2 separate regions of the Homo sapiens genome follow, and region 1 is linked to region 2. A link is a contact called in ENCODE Hi-C or POLR2A ChIA-PET data. All regions are on one chromosome and are shown on one strand. Each heading gives the region's core, a stretch centred on a gene start or an enhancer-like site at or near the end of the contact. The rest is flanking DNA. Distances are from core to core; before and after follow the strand shown.

What was found. A loop is a pair of places that touch in the nucleus more often than their neighbours do. ChIA-PET counts read pairs that join two places held with the same protein, here RNA polymerase II (POLR2A). Pooled maps may share reads with other maps.
Region 1: a loop to region 2 is called in a map of CD14-positive monocyte, with 6 times the contacts of the local background. The contact joins two enhancer-like sites. A Hi-C loop is called at or near these places in 4 of 168 maps with a recorded cell type or tissue (B cell, CD14-positive monocyte, GM12878 and 1 more), 35 of 37 single-sample maps with no recorded cell type and 13 of 50 pooled maps. POLR2A ChIA-PET finds 5 or more read pairs at or near these places in 3 of 52 experiments (activated B cell, activated T-cell and activated naive CD4-positive, alpha-beta T cell).

The regions. Positions count from the first base shown.
Region 1 is chr15:69,754,931-69,762,448 of GRCh38, reverse strand. It overlaps LOC107984788 (a long non-coding RNA gene), which reads right to left. Exons shown (of 3, transcript XR_001751592.3): 2 at 6,243-6,293. Among named protein-coding and RNA genes, the nearest start is that of LINC00593, 77 kb to the left of the region's middle. RefSeq lists an enhancer at 1,447-1,516. Within about 2 kb of position 3,273, at least 5 of the 41 ENCODE cell types and tissues checked have a DNase peak (open chromatin) inside an H3K27ac peak, as active enhancers do; they include B cell and CD14-positive monocyte, where a contact is called at or near this core.
Region 2 is chr15:69,665,226-69,672,210 of GRCh38, reverse strand. It overlaps PCAT29 (prostate cancer associated transcript 29), which reads right to left. Exons shown (of 4, transcript NR_126438.1): 2 at 304-471. Among named protein-coding and RNA genes, the nearest start is that of PCAT29, 77 kb to the right of the region's middle. RefSeq lists enhancers at 3,147-3,226, 5,735-5,784, 5,815-5,864, 5,305-5,919, 6,536-6,985. Within about 2 kb of position 3,895, at least 9 of the 41 ENCODE cell types and tissues checked have a DNase peak (open chromatin) inside an H3K27ac peak, as active enhancers do; they include B cell and CD14-positive monocyte, where a contact is called at or near this core.

The DNA.
Region 1 (7,518 bases), core at 2,024-4,523, 91 kb before region 2:
AAACTGAGGCTCAGAGGGGCAAAAGAGATTCCATGGCATCTTACTCCTGGCCTATGGTTTTGCTTTTTTTCATGAAGAATTTTTGGGATTCTAGAAGCTGGGATAGTAAGGAACTTTAGAGATCATCTAATTCAGACTCGCATTAAAGATGGCTATGTTCTAGAACTCAGCCGGCCACTTCAGACAATAGGCATGGTGCTCTGATCATCCCTGGAGAACAAACTCACATGAGATATGCATACAATTGCGTACCAGTGACAGCAGATTAAGAACCTGGCCACAGTTATTAAGGATCTACTATAGGCTAGGAAGTTGACAGAAATTATTTCAACCTATATTCTAAACTATCTTTTGAAGGCCATTATAATTATCCTCACTTTATGGTGGAAGACACTGAGAATCAGAAAGGTTAAGTAATTTATTCAAAGTCACAGCAGTAGTAAGTTCAGAATATGGGATTTGAACCCAGGTCTCTGAGACTCAAAAAAAGCATGATTGTGTCATTAACTCCTCATGGTGTTTGTATGAAGACAGAGAGATTGAAAAATGTTGAATTTTACCTCTTTATTATCCCTAATGGTGGAGGAGGTGGTGCTGAAAGGCTGATTGTAGAGTTATCAATCTTATCTATCTTTTAGCGTAAGTTCCTGCTTTCATTGACCATCTTCCCAGACTAGGTCACTTTCTCCTATTACACACCTCAGTATTTCCCTTCACAGCGCTTTTCACAGTAGTGATTTAATTGCCAATGTAATTATTTGGTCAATACTTCTCTCTGTCAATAGACTATAAGACCCATGAAGGTAGGGACTGAGTTCAGAGTCTATCTTGGTCACCACTACATCTTCTGTGCCTAGCACAGGGCCTATACCAAATATGTGCTCATAGTATCTGTGGAACAAATAGATGAATGGTTGGACGGATGGGTGGATAGATGCATGGATGAATGGAAAGATGCATACATAGATAGAAGGATGAATGGATGAATGGACGGACGGATGGATGGATGGATGGATGGATGGATGGATGGATGGATGGATGGATGCCTGCATGCATGCATGCCTGGATGGGTGGGTGGACGGACAGATGCATGGATGGATGGATGGATGGATGGATGGATGGATGGATGGATGCATAAATGGATGGTCAAATGTATGGATGGTTGGATGAATGAATAGATGAATCTCAGCTCACTGATGTCCTGAAATGTGCAGTGACCCAAAGCCCTGGGCTCTGAGAACCAAAGCAGACAGGACTTTGTTTTTGTTTCTGAACACTGCCTGTGTGGTGAGTCACCCAATTTTTGAAAACCACATGCTTCTTTCCACAATCAGGCTGCCCAGAGGGGCCCCCAAGCCTCAAAGAGCATCAGGAAAACACTGCTCACACGCACAATTACTGCCAGTTTCTTATCGTTGCTGCTTTGATGTGCTGTTTGTGAGTCAGAGCTGCTGTTGCCTCAATGCTGTTCCTGTTTCAGCAGCATTCTGACATTTTTTTTTTTTTTTAAAGAAAAAAGTCGGAAGTGGCAGACTCTGTCTTTGGGCTAGGACTACAGACTGTTATTTGATTTGATTACTGCTTCATTTGATTATGGATGGACTCGGGATTGAGGGGGATAAGGATATCAAAGAGAAAATGGTGGCCATATCCCACCTACGCTAAAGTAAAGAGTACCACTCCAGCCCTTTGGAAGAGAACATCCCCAACTCTTCCCCAGCAGATCCACTATATGGAACCCACTGTGGTCAGACTGGGGTCTGGCTATTTCCTGCCACACCCTGAACTTTCTCACTTCCTTTCTTACCTATACATTTCCAGTTGCCAAGAATGTCACCCCTCTCCCCATCTCCACCTCTCAAAAATACCATGCAGCCTTCCAAGGCTAAACTCAGTTACAGCTTTCTCCACTGAGCCTCTTCTGTTCACTGCAGTCAACAGTCTCCTGACCTGCCTGCTCTTTGAGATCTTGTAACATTCACTTCCCATGTGCTAATTTACTCATGTTACTATCTGACGATAATGTGCATTTTGCAATGTTCTGTTGCAATTTAAAGGAAGAAAGTTATGATGTCTTGAGGATAATGGCACTCTTGGGGCCAAAAGAAAGAAGCTGGAGTCCAACTAAGCTACTTTCTTCCTATCTGATCTCTGAGAAGTTATTACCCTCAGTTTGTTCATCAGTAAAATCAGGGTTTTTCTAGACTTGAATATCAGATAAGATAATCGTCCTAAACATGCTTTGTAAACTGTACAATTGTGGTGTATATGAAGAATAATTAACATCATCTTCATCCTTTCCATCATTACTGTCAGCATCATCAGCATCATCACTGCACTTCTATTTCACTTCCCATGTGTTAACATACCTGGATAACACATATTTGTTATCTCCTAAGCTGGACTGTGGGTCTCTCATGGTTAGGGACCTAGCGGCATACCTCTGAACCTCCTTATCTTACACATAGCACAGGGCTGGGTACACCGTTGATATCCAGTGACTGTTTCTCAATTGATTGATAAACTCAGATGAAAATAACTCAATAGGAGAAAGCTATATATGACAAGGAATCTTTCAGAGGTCCTGTTTTATTTCTTCCTTTGTTGTAAAAATAACAAATGGAAAGAAGTACATTATTAAAGTCAGCAACATCTCTCCCCGCACCTGACAAGAATGGTCTTGCACATTTTTTTTGCCATATCCCTTGACAGCACCAGGACACTTCTCATTCCATAGTCTCATCCAACCTTCAAGAGAATCCTTGAAAAGGAAACAGGGAACCGCAGGTGCATAACGTCCCATTCTACAGTCAAGTGAAGTGAGGCCCAGCAACATGATCTCACTTACTCCAAGATGGAGCATTGAGTCATTGGTAAAACCCCGCCCATGAAGGAGGTCTCCTAACTCTTGGCCCTTGGATGTTTTGAGGTGGACACTGATTCCACTGAAAGAGAATTTTCTACCACTAATCAAGGAGACAGAGGTTTTATAAATGATACCTTATTTATTCTTCATGGTGTCCTTGAAAATGACCTATCATCATCTCCTTTGTATCCATGAGGAAACTGACACTCTGAGAGGTGAAGTGACCTGCCCAAGGTCACGGAGAAGAGGTGGGGCCAGGCTCTCATTTCCCAGTACCCACTGAGCACACTCTAGGCATGTGGGCTGAGCCTACTGCCGGGCTGTGAATCTCTCCCCCCTGTTCTCTGGTTCCTTGATTCACAGGAAGTTCAGGTCAACCACATCCTGCCACGTCTTTGCAGACAAGATAACGATCCCCACCACCACCATTCTCTGTCCCACCACAGCCCAGCAAGGGCAGACAGGCTTCCTTTACTCTTTTGATAACCACTGTATGTCACAGCTAAAAGGGGCCTAACTCTGAGTTTCCCTCCTTTAAAATCATCTGGTCCACATGCTAATGGTCCAGAATCCCCAGGTCATCTCTATAGCTTGAAATAATCATTCTAAAGTAGGGGTCCAGGAATCTGTATTTTTAACAAGCATCCTGAGTGATTCAATGAGTGTTCAAGTTTGGGAAACCACTAGTTAAACCCTGCTGGGATGACTTTTCCCTGTCATCCCAGTAGTGTAGGCTGGGTTGTATCTTTGTCATACTTACTGTGTCTGTTATAAGGGGCCACTGAATGCTACTGAATTTGTACTTTGCCATTAAGGAAGAAGGCCTGGAAAGTTAATTAAGCCAGCTTGAGATCTAACCCGTCCAGCTCTGCATAAGCAAGAGGAATGATGCATTTGGAGGCCCTCCTGAAGAACTCCCAGCATGCCAGCCTAAGTCCACATGTTCATCATCTGAAGCCACCTTCTTGGAGTGATCTGGAACTGACCCTCAATCCACAAACATTAACCTTTAGCCCAGCAGTAGGCAAACTACTTCCTACAAGCCAAAGCCTGCTGCTTGTTTTTTGTGAAGTTTTATTGGCACAGAGCCACACCCATTTGTTTATATATTGTTTATGGCTGCTTTTGCACTACTATGGCAGAATAAAGCCTAAAATATTTACTATCTGGCGCTTTACAGAAAAAGTTTGCCAACCCCTGCATTATCCCATCTATCAACCAGCAAAGCTTCATTCCTGTGGCTGTATCAGATGGCCTCTGGCTTTCCCAGTCATGTACCCACAGTATCACAGCAGCAGAGTGCTTGAGCACCTCGTAGGGACTTTAAAAACATGTTGAATGAAGAACCATCACAATGAGCTATTTCAATTTCCATTATGCAAATGAAAAAAATCACAGCTTTTAGAAACATTAATTATGTAAGCCAAGGTCTAAGAGTTAGAAAGTGCTAGAATTAGACCGGGAACAGTGGCTCATGTCTGTAATCTCAGCACTTTGGGAGGCCAAGGCAGGCAGATCACCTGAGGTCAGGAGTTCGAGACCAGCCTGACCAACATGGTGAAACCCCATCTCTACTGAAAATACAAAAATTAGCTAGGCATGTTGGCAGCTGCCTATAATCCCAGCTACTTGGGAGGCTGAGGCAGGAGAATCACTTGAACCCAGGAGGCGGAGGTTGCAGTGAGCCGAGATCACGCCATCGCACTCCAACCTGGGCAACAAGAGCAAAACTCCGTCTCAAAAAAAAAAAAAAAAAGTGCTAGAATTAGAATTTTTATTGATCCCAGGTACAATATTTTGTCCTATCAACTTGAGGCAGTGATCAGGCAGAATCTTGCCGGAAATGTGCAGAAATGGGGCCTAGGGTAGGTCTTTTGGATGAAGGACCTGGATCTTGGGGCTAGGAGAGATGGGAAGGCCCTAGGAAAGAATGAAGAATTATCTGAAAGGATAAGCAGGCCTTGTCCTGCTGGGAAAATAGGTACCTTGAGAATATATTAAGCTAATTCATATTACAGTGTTAGCTTCTTTCTGGACCTGCTGTGACAAAGTTAATGGAGCTTTTTCACCTGGGGGTAAAGGAGGGTACATCAAGGAGCACAGAGAAGGGAGAGCAGAGTGAGTCAGGCACGCTTACCAGAATACGACTCAAACCGAACCAGGTCTCAGTGGTGTTGAGTCACTGGGGCATCAGTCAGGAGCCTGGGCAGCCACCTGGCAGTGGGACTGCGGTGGAGGTGCCCACCCCAGGGGATGCCTGGGCCCAGTGAACATGAAGCCCTTCCCAGCTCTGAGGTTCTCAGAACCCTTTGTGGCTTGAGTTAGCCCTGACACTCTCCCATCCACTTTACGGAGAAGCATTAAAGCCACCGAACACCCCCTCTTGAATCTGATGAGATTCAGCTTTGTCAGACCCACTTTCCCAAGACAGTCATAGAAAATGGGGGATTCTCTGGGTTGGCTGTTTGGAATTCTTCCCCAGATAAATCACGCCCACGAGGTAGCACCAACAATATGTAGTCTCTGTTTCTTTAAAGTGAAAGAGAATATAAAACTGAATGCCAAAGACTCTATTTTGTTGTTTTTTCCTCTAACCTTTATAGTTATCGCACTTACACTGAATTCACCAGGAGGTTGTTCCGTTATAGCATGCATTGATTCTCTCCAAAGCACTCACTTTAGCTTGCAAAGAAACAACTCTACGTTTTTGCACTCATATTTCATTGCATTATGAAATGATGGATTGCATTATTTAATCAGAGTAACAGGTACAGGTTGAGAAGAAATACAAATAGCCCTCAGTAAGCACACACAGCTCAACCAATGGAAACATATGTGCCCAGGAAAACTGGAGAGAAGCTTCAGTTGGAGCTGCTAGCTTCAAGGGTTTAGTGTATCCCAGGCATGGGCACAGTGCTAGCTGAGTAGTGTGGAGAGTCTACATTAATCTAGCAAGCTGGTCCATTGCAGGTTGCTCAAGAGGGCTTCTGCTGTTTAACTGCACGCAGATGCCACAGCCCTTTGTCACGGACAGAGCACTGTCCAGCGTAATCCTCATGGCCCTTTAAGGGAGGCAGAGAAGATTTTCATATAGGAAAAATGAGGATCAGAGGCCTTGAGTGACTTTCTCAGAGACAAATGTGCAGTAATTACCTCCTTCGTGTCTGTACTGCAGGAGCCCAGCACAGAGTGGACACATGGAAAAAAAGGCCACCGTTTATGAAACAGAAGTGATAGAGCCAGGCCCCAAACCAGGTGGATCTGCTTTGAGAGCCCATGTTCTTTCAACTCACTGATGAACATTTGTGAAATGCACACTATTTGTCAAGAATTATGGCTGGCCCAGATACAAAAGATAGGGCCTATTACTTCTCACCTGTTTAGGGCCATGTGTTTTCCAGCTCTTATTTTTCTCCCCACCTTTCTCCTGGAAAAAAAAACAAAAACTTGTTTTAAAAGGCTCAATTCTTCTGTCTCCTTTGGTGTTAATTCTTCTGCAAAATAGCCTGGGAAGAAACAATTGATTTGAATTATGCCAAAGCTTTTCAGAAGTGGGGATGGACAGAGTGCCCCCCATCCAGTCTCACCTTTACTCTCCACCCCATTTCCTACTTCCACCTCCAAGACTTCCCACACTTATGCAAAACATCCTGGCTGAGTCTCACCAAGAGCTCTAGGGGAAACCCTAAACCTCAGAGTGAAATGAAGGGGCTGATTTGCCCCTGGGGAAATTAGACACAAACAAGGCTGGGGTGAACCACCAGTCTTGAAACTGTTTCTCTGGATTAGTCACAGGGTTACCCACTCATGAATGTTCCTCCCACCTCCTCACTTCAGGCTCTGTTATTCTAGAGGGCTGGCCTGGTTACAAGGGTAGCCAGATTAACTAGGGTCTAAATGGGAGAGCTGGGGCACGGATCATTCACCAAAGAAACCGCAGCGACCTTCCGCCTGGGTGGGGCTTCTCTTCTTTTAACCTCCCGCGAAACTGCTAGTCAGCAGCTCTGTTTCCTGCCATTGCTCGAGGAGATCTTCATGAGTTTCATAGGAGTAGGATTGTGCCTTCAATCCATCATCTTTCTAGGGAAGGTAGCAGTATTTCATTGGCTTATTTCTTAACAAATAATATATTAAAGACTGCTTTCCTCCAGGTACCTGTTAGACACTAGGAATATAGTGGTAAGCAAAGAACTGCTTAGGAGTCTTGCTCTTGTGTTTTTGATGGTTGATCTCAGGTTGTTTAAGAGGCTTCTGCTGTTCAACTGCATATGCGACAGCCCTTTTACATGAACAGAGAGAACTGTCCAGTAATTTAATCCTCATGGCCCCTCAAAGGTGGCAGAGAAAATTTTCATATAGGAAATTAGGATCAGAGGCATTAAGTAACTTTCTCAAAGACAAACGTGTGGTAATTATCTCTTTTATGTCTGTACTGCAGGAGCCCAGCACAGAGTGGACACGAGAAAAGAAATTCTATTGTTTATGAAACAGAAGTGATAGAGCTGGGCCCCAAATTGGGTATATCTGTTTTGAGATTGCTTTGTAACACATATACATCAAATAACTGCTAGAGACCAGGGCAAGGGGGTTCTGTCTGTTTGGTTCACTGCTATATGGTTAAGGCCAAGAAAAGTACCTGGCATACAATAGAC
Region 2 (6,985 bases), core at 2,646-5,145:
ACCTCCCTGGGTCTCAGCATCCTTTTTTGCAAGCAGGAGGGGCTTTACCACAGGGGCCTTGGCCCCATCAGGACCTGTGAGGCTGAGGCTCCATGTCCAGGTGAAAACGTGCCCTCCTTATGTTTCGTTTCATAAGCCTGCAGCTTTAGGAAGGGGCCACACTCCTGCTGCTGCCCCTCCAGCCAGGTGTGTCACCTTCATGGTGATCCCACCCCTCTCCAGGTCTCAGTACTTTCACCTGTTCTGAGTGAAGGAGGGGTTGTGGATTATCCCGGGATCTAATGAGCTAGGTGTTGCGCTTACCCTTGGAAAATTCACAAGAACTCTCTAGATGAACCTCACATTCCTCGGCTTCTGTCATCATAGATCCAGTTTAGCAGATGGCAGGGGCTTCCGATCATTCAGAAGGTATTTCCTGAGCACCTTCAGTGCCAGGCACTGGGTCTCAGCAGAGATGAAGCATCCAAACTCCTGGGGAGTTTCCACTGCAGTGGGGGGACAAAAAAAAAAAGCAAGAAACAATCTAATAAGGATAGTTACCAATGGAGTTACGGGCCATGAAGGTCATATAAGAGGGTCACCTGCCCTGGGGAATGGAGGCCCCCATGAGCGGGGTGGTCTTGATGAGAAAGGGTACCCTGCATAAGGTCAGAAGAAGAGCTGTCTGAGACGAGGAAACAGTCGAAGCAAAGGCCTGGGGAAAGAACGTGTTTGGTTTATTCAAGGGACAGAAGAAAGTGCAGAGTGGTTGGGGCTGAGGGAGCAAGGGCGGGATGTAGGCAGGGCTGCATATACAGCTAGGTGATAACTCAGTGCAGAGAAAACACCACCCATGGGTACCAGCACTCCTGCCCCAGACAGGTCCAAACTCCCCTTCGAGATATCTGCTTGATTTGAGCATCTAAGGGAGCCCTTGCCACTTAATACTAAAGACTTGGAGAACTAAACTGGAAGCTCAGATCGTGCAGATGGCCCACCCCATCCCACCCCTGGCTCCCTGACTTGGGAGGCTCTCTTCTCCCCACCTCCACGTCTCTCTTCCATCAAAAGAGGGCCTGGCAGCTGCTGCTTTGGTGGTGATTGAGATGTGCCTAGCAGCATGTCTGCAGCAACCATCTCCTGGGCTGTGCTCTGCCCCTGTAGTCAGCCACCCAACCCCACTGGGCTTTGAAGCCAGGAGCTCATCTTGAAGGGTTTCTCCCTAGCTCGAGGCAGGCTAGCCAGGGGAAACCAGTGTCTCAGCTGAGGTCCTCTCCTCCCCCTGGGCGTCTGGAAGCACCGACAAACCCTCAGCTCTCAGGGTTAACAAAGTCTGGAGGCAGGGCAGGGACACACAGACTGCAGTGTTCACAGCCACCACCCAAAGTGAGTGATGCAGAAACACAGTCCCCTGTGTGCCTATCAGCCAGATCCAGCCCCTACACACACAGGGCCCAGGGAGAGGCAGGCTTCCTCCAGGAAAGGAAGGCTGGGTCATAGTTGCTGGGGGTGAGAGGGCACCCCAGAGATGCCCCACAAAATGAGCAGGCTGACAAGAGTAATCCCAGTTCATATTAGGTACCCACTATGTGCCAGGCTTCACACTGGGCTCTTGACACTCAAAGCTCCTTACCTTACTGCACCTTCACTCAGCAAGCCTGAGACTCCATGGTTAGTACCACCCCATTTTATAGATGAAGAAACTGAGGTTCTGAGAAATAAACTAACAGCCTTCACTGTGCTAGGAAGTGGCTAAGGGGAGTTGGAGCCGGCCTGCTGCCTCTGCCCCATCCCTGCCTCCTCAAGGCCTAGAGTCTGTGCTGACCCTTTGCCGAGGTCAAGCCCAGGTCAGCTGCGTGGGGTGCAAGCAGGGACATGATCTCTATGATTGATGAGCTTACAGCCAAATTGCAGACACAAGAAAGCACTCAGGAAACGATTCTAGAGGAGGAGAATGTGGGGCTGAATAAGGGAGAAAAGCGCATTGAACTTGGGAGTCAGACAGACATGGGTTGGGACCTGAGCCCTCTGAACCTCAGTTTCCTCACCTGTAAAATGAGCATCATCCTGAGTCCTGCTCAAGGTGGTCCCTAGGCGCCCATGAGTGCTGGCAAATACTCAGCGTGCCATGAGCATTGTACGAATGTTTCCTTGCTTCTTTCTTAGCATTATTTTTCTATTCCTTAAAATAAGCATAGTAAGACTTTGGAGAAGGAAGGACTCCATGTGGCCTGGAATCGTCAGGACAGGTTTCCTAGAGGAGCTGGGACCTGGGCCTCCACTGGACTTGCTGCGTCTGATCTCAAGCAGAGCTGAAGGTGTCATTATTTGCCAAGTACGCCATTGTTCTGAGATTCAGTTTCCTCATTTGTAAATGGAGATAAGCATAACTAATTTACCAACAGATCACACACACAGAGCTGTCCAGCAGGATGGAAGGAAGCGAGGAACCCAGAGATTTGGGTCCAGTCAGAGTTCTGCCACTATGGTGTTACCCTAGGCAGGTCACGTTTTGTCTCTATGATTTTGTCTCCTCATCTGTGAAATGGGAATTTTTTATTTTGAAGTCACTAGGTGAGTCACTTCACCTCCCTAGAAGTTGCTTCCTCATTGGTAAAATGCCTGGTTGTAGCTCTCCACGTTTTTTTCTCTTGGGTTTAAAGCCCCTGTGGCTTGGATTCTAAGCTAGGGCCCACCCTGTCCCCATACCCTCTCCACCCACCATGCCAGCCAAGACAATACACCCTTGGGGAACCATGTTCAGGTCCAGAGAGAGAACAGAAATGCTTCTGGGCCATATCCTCTTTCCAGATGGCCTTTAAGAGAAACAAGAGGCACAGGTAACAAGGAGGAAGAAACTGACCTTGAAAACACTATGAAACATAAGCCAAACTCTCCCAGATAGCTGCTGGCAGGGTCCCCCCACCCCGGCCCCCATCAGCTACAGAGGCACTTCAGAGCACTTCCTGTCTCATTTGGGGCAGGGCTGGCCAGGATGCTCGTGCAGCCCAACCCCAGCCTGGGTAGGGTGCTCTGACCACAGGCCGGTCACATGTAAGGGCAAGCAGAGGACTATTTTTGATCAGTGGTTAGGAGCCAGTGGCAGGTGACAAAACATGGTGAGCGTGAGCAGCCACAAGTGGGCCCTGGGCTCCTGGGCATGGAACTCTCCCCACTCTTGGCTTCCCACTTCCTGGGGTGCATTTCTCTCTTACAGCCCCACCCCACACCACCACCCTCACTCAGTGGCAAACTAAACACTGTCCCTCCTAGCCAGACAGGGGTCTACACCTGGGACACCGTCAGTGGGGTGTTAGGGTTAGGTTGTTTGCCAAGTTCAGGATTGGGACACTCAGCTTTGAGCACCTCCTGCTATATGGAGGGCTCCTCAGAAGGGGAGGTCTGGAGACTTACGGCCTAATTTCCCTAGTCTCTAGAACAGAGCTCCACTTCCTAGGGAGCTTTCTCCAGTGCCCTCCCCACCATTTCCTCCAATATCACCTTCTTCTCAGGAGGAGGGGAAAAGGCCACAGGAGGAAGTAGAGGAGGGTGGGCAGGAGCCAGCTGGGGGATCAAGAGGGATCAGATGAGCACAGAGCCAGCTGATGGGGCTGCACACACCAGCCTCACCCTCTTTCTGCCTCTTCCCTCCTCCTCCTTTCTTCCCCTCATAGACGATAACTGAGCAGCTGCCATGTGCCAGCCCTGTCTGAGTTCCTGCGTATGCACATCTGCCTCACACTCAGACTCTGCACTCTGGCCTGCTCTCCTGCTGAGGCAGAGGGACCCTGTGGCGAGGGAGAGCAGAAAGAGCTCCTCAGCCTATGAAACTGGCCACTACCACAATTTTAGAAATGTGGTCACTGAGGGCCTGAAAAAAAGCCTTGCCCAAAGGCAATCCTCTTGGGACCAAGGCTCCTGCCTGCTGAGGCTGACGAGGTCCTGGCCAGGCAGCACAAATTCCATGCAGGGATGTCCCTGGGGCCCCTGCTGTGCACCCAGCACTGTGTTGGACTGTGGGGACACGGGGTGAGTCAGGCCTGATCTGGGGATGGGGACACAAACACACACAGAGCCAACTCACTCCTTGGTGCCTGAGGAGAAGCCCTGGCGCTGGAGGCACTTAAGAAATGCCCAGTGACCTTTCACACCACAGAGGGCACAAGCCCCCTGAGGTCCAGGGTACCATTGGCTTGCTCTGCCCTGTACCTGCATGTCAACATGGAGCCAGGAGCTGACCTCTGTTTTTGAATCATTAGCTCCTGAGTTGAGGGAATGTGGAGGAAGTGTCTGGGGGTGGGAGTCCAGACACTCATTCAGCGGCTGAGTGGCCCCTGTTCCACTTGGCAGCCCTAACTGCCCCCTCCCCAGCTTCCCCCTTTCCCAGCACCCTCCCACCAGCACCGTCCTGGGCTCCTGTTACTCAGGGTTCAAAAGACCGGAACACGAGCGATGGAATGTCAGGACAGGAGGGCAGAAGAGGGATTCAGGATAGACTAGGTCCTGCAGGGCCCCCACCCCCACCATGTGGCAGCCCAAGGGTATTGACAAGCCTTATGGTGAGCATCCCAGTGCTGAGGTCCAGAGAGGTACAGTGCCTTGCCCAAAGTCACACAGCAAGAAGGGACAGCAGTAGGCCCAGAGCCCCAGTCTCTGCTCTCATCTCAGACTCCACCCACTCTTGCACGCAGGTGGCTTCCCCAGCTGGTTCCACACGCTGGGTGGATGTCCAGGCCTAGCGTTCCTACAGCTCAGAGAGTGCCTGGTCGGCGGGGGGGGGGGGGGGGCGGGAATGGGAGGGTGCAGAGGGGGAACAGGAGAAAACAGAAAGTGCCAGTGATTCACATTTCAAAATGTCGTGTTATTCCAGGCGCTTTCTCGCTTTGCCACCACCTTCATCCACCCCCCACTTGCCATCTTGAGAACCGGCTGCAGGGTGGCTGGGGCGGGGGGAGGAGGAGGCTGAGACCATCATCTAAGGAAGCTGTGTTTCCACCCTGCCCACTGAGAAGCCCGAGGGTGAATGAGCAGTCGGATGAGCACCGAGCTGGGAACCAAGGGGCCTGGGTGCCAGCCCTGGCTTTGGAATTGGTTGTTGTGAGACCCTGAGCAAGTCCCTAGGCCTCTCTCTACTTCCTTTACATACTTCCCCAGCACGTAAAATGGGGAAGTGGGAAGAGTTTGTGGCTCCCACGACTAGTTGCATATCAAAGCAAAACAAAACAGATTCTTGGACTGCATCCCCAGAGATTCTGATTCTATATGTTAGAGATGAGGCCTGGGAGTCTAATTTTAAAGCATACCCCTAAACCCCACCCAACCTGGTGATTCAGTGCAACCAGTCTACCGAGGCGCGGTTAGAGAGTTCCTGGCTATATGCTTCCACGCGGTTTCCAATCATCTCCAGGACTTATTGACCTCCTCCAAAATGCCCTCCTGGATTTACCCAGCCCTCCCTGCCACGTCTAACCCTCCTCACTTCTGGCCTTGCATCCCTGCCCATACTCTCCTACAGCTCCTTAAAAGCATTTAGTCATTTGTGCCTGTGTGTGCACGTGTGTGTGTGTGTGTGTGTGTGTGTGTTCTACGTGAGCTACATGAGCAAGACGAACCTCCCACACAGCACAGAGGAAGTTGCTCAGCACTGGAGCCAGCTAGCCCCACATTTGGAACTGGACTCTGCTGTGCAAAGTTGGGTGACCCTAGGGAAGAGCCCCAGCCTCCCTGGGCCTCCGTTTCCACATCCCTTAGAGGGCCTAGCCAGACCCTGCCTCACAGGGCCACACACGAGACTCCACTAAGGTGGTGTACAAAGACTTGCGGTGGGGCCTGGGGAGGGGTGTCAGTGGCCAGGAAAGCAAGCCGGGTGAATGGTGGACCCTCCCAGAGGGATGTGTGCTACCCTGGGAGGTCTGGACTCCTTCCTCCCAGTGTGTGCCTTTAGGCAGATGGCTGCCAGCGTAGGTCCTCAATAAAGAATGGGTCCACCCCAGTATCATTCGAGGTCCCCACAGGAAACAGAATTCCCCCCAGGTGGCTCAAATGAAGAGACACAGATGGAGGGGCTTGTGACTGAGTTAGGCAGGGTTAAGGAAATCCAAAAGGGATGGGGAGACTCCTGGACTAGAACAGCTGACAGCTGTCCGCAGCCCGCATCTACAGGGCAGGGCAGGATGTCATGGCCAGAGACCAGCAGGAGTGGGGGCCGTGGAGGAGGGGCCGCCCCACAGGAGCGCAGTCACAGAGGGAGGCAGCTCTTCCGAGACACACGTCCCAGAGGGAGAAGCAGAGGAGAAATAGCCCAGCCCCTCTCTCCTCCCACTGTTGCTTCTCATTCTGGTATCTCCCGCTGGCCAAGCCCAGGCAGTGGTCAGAGGCATGGGCAGCCCTTAGAGGTCCCCTCCTGGGGCACAGAGCAGAGCAGAGAAGCAGAGACAGTTTGCTGGCAGGTTGCTGGGAATAGCAGGGCAAACAAACAAGCAGCTCCTCGGGCAGCCTCTGCTGTCTGGGCATGGGAGGTGGGGCCTGGCTTATCAACCAGAAGACAGGTTTGAGCCTCACCACTGCCACAGACACAAAGGGCGACATCAGGAAGTCGCTTCTCTCCAGGTCTCTGTTTCCTCATCCTTAAACCATAAGGGTTAAACTCTGTCCCGAGCCACCTCTTCCAGGCCTGACCTGCACTTCTCCTCACCTGCCTTTTCAAGAGAGGAGAGAGCCCTGCTGGACAGGAAAATGGGCTTGGAGAGGAGGGAAGCGTAGCAAATGGAAAATTAATTCTGGGCGGTAAAGAGCAGAGGCTGTTGTTTGTGATGTATAACTTACTCTTTGTGTCAAACTGTGTACTGTGTATATCAGTGGGATGGCAAGAAAACCGAGATCTATTACTTAGAGTTTAATCTGTTCTCCGTGTTGGAGAAGAGAGAGGGAGGGGGAAAGAAGACTACAACTTTAATCACAGGCCCGACTCAATGTGTCAAGCTGCTCTCGGGTGTGTTAGTAAAAT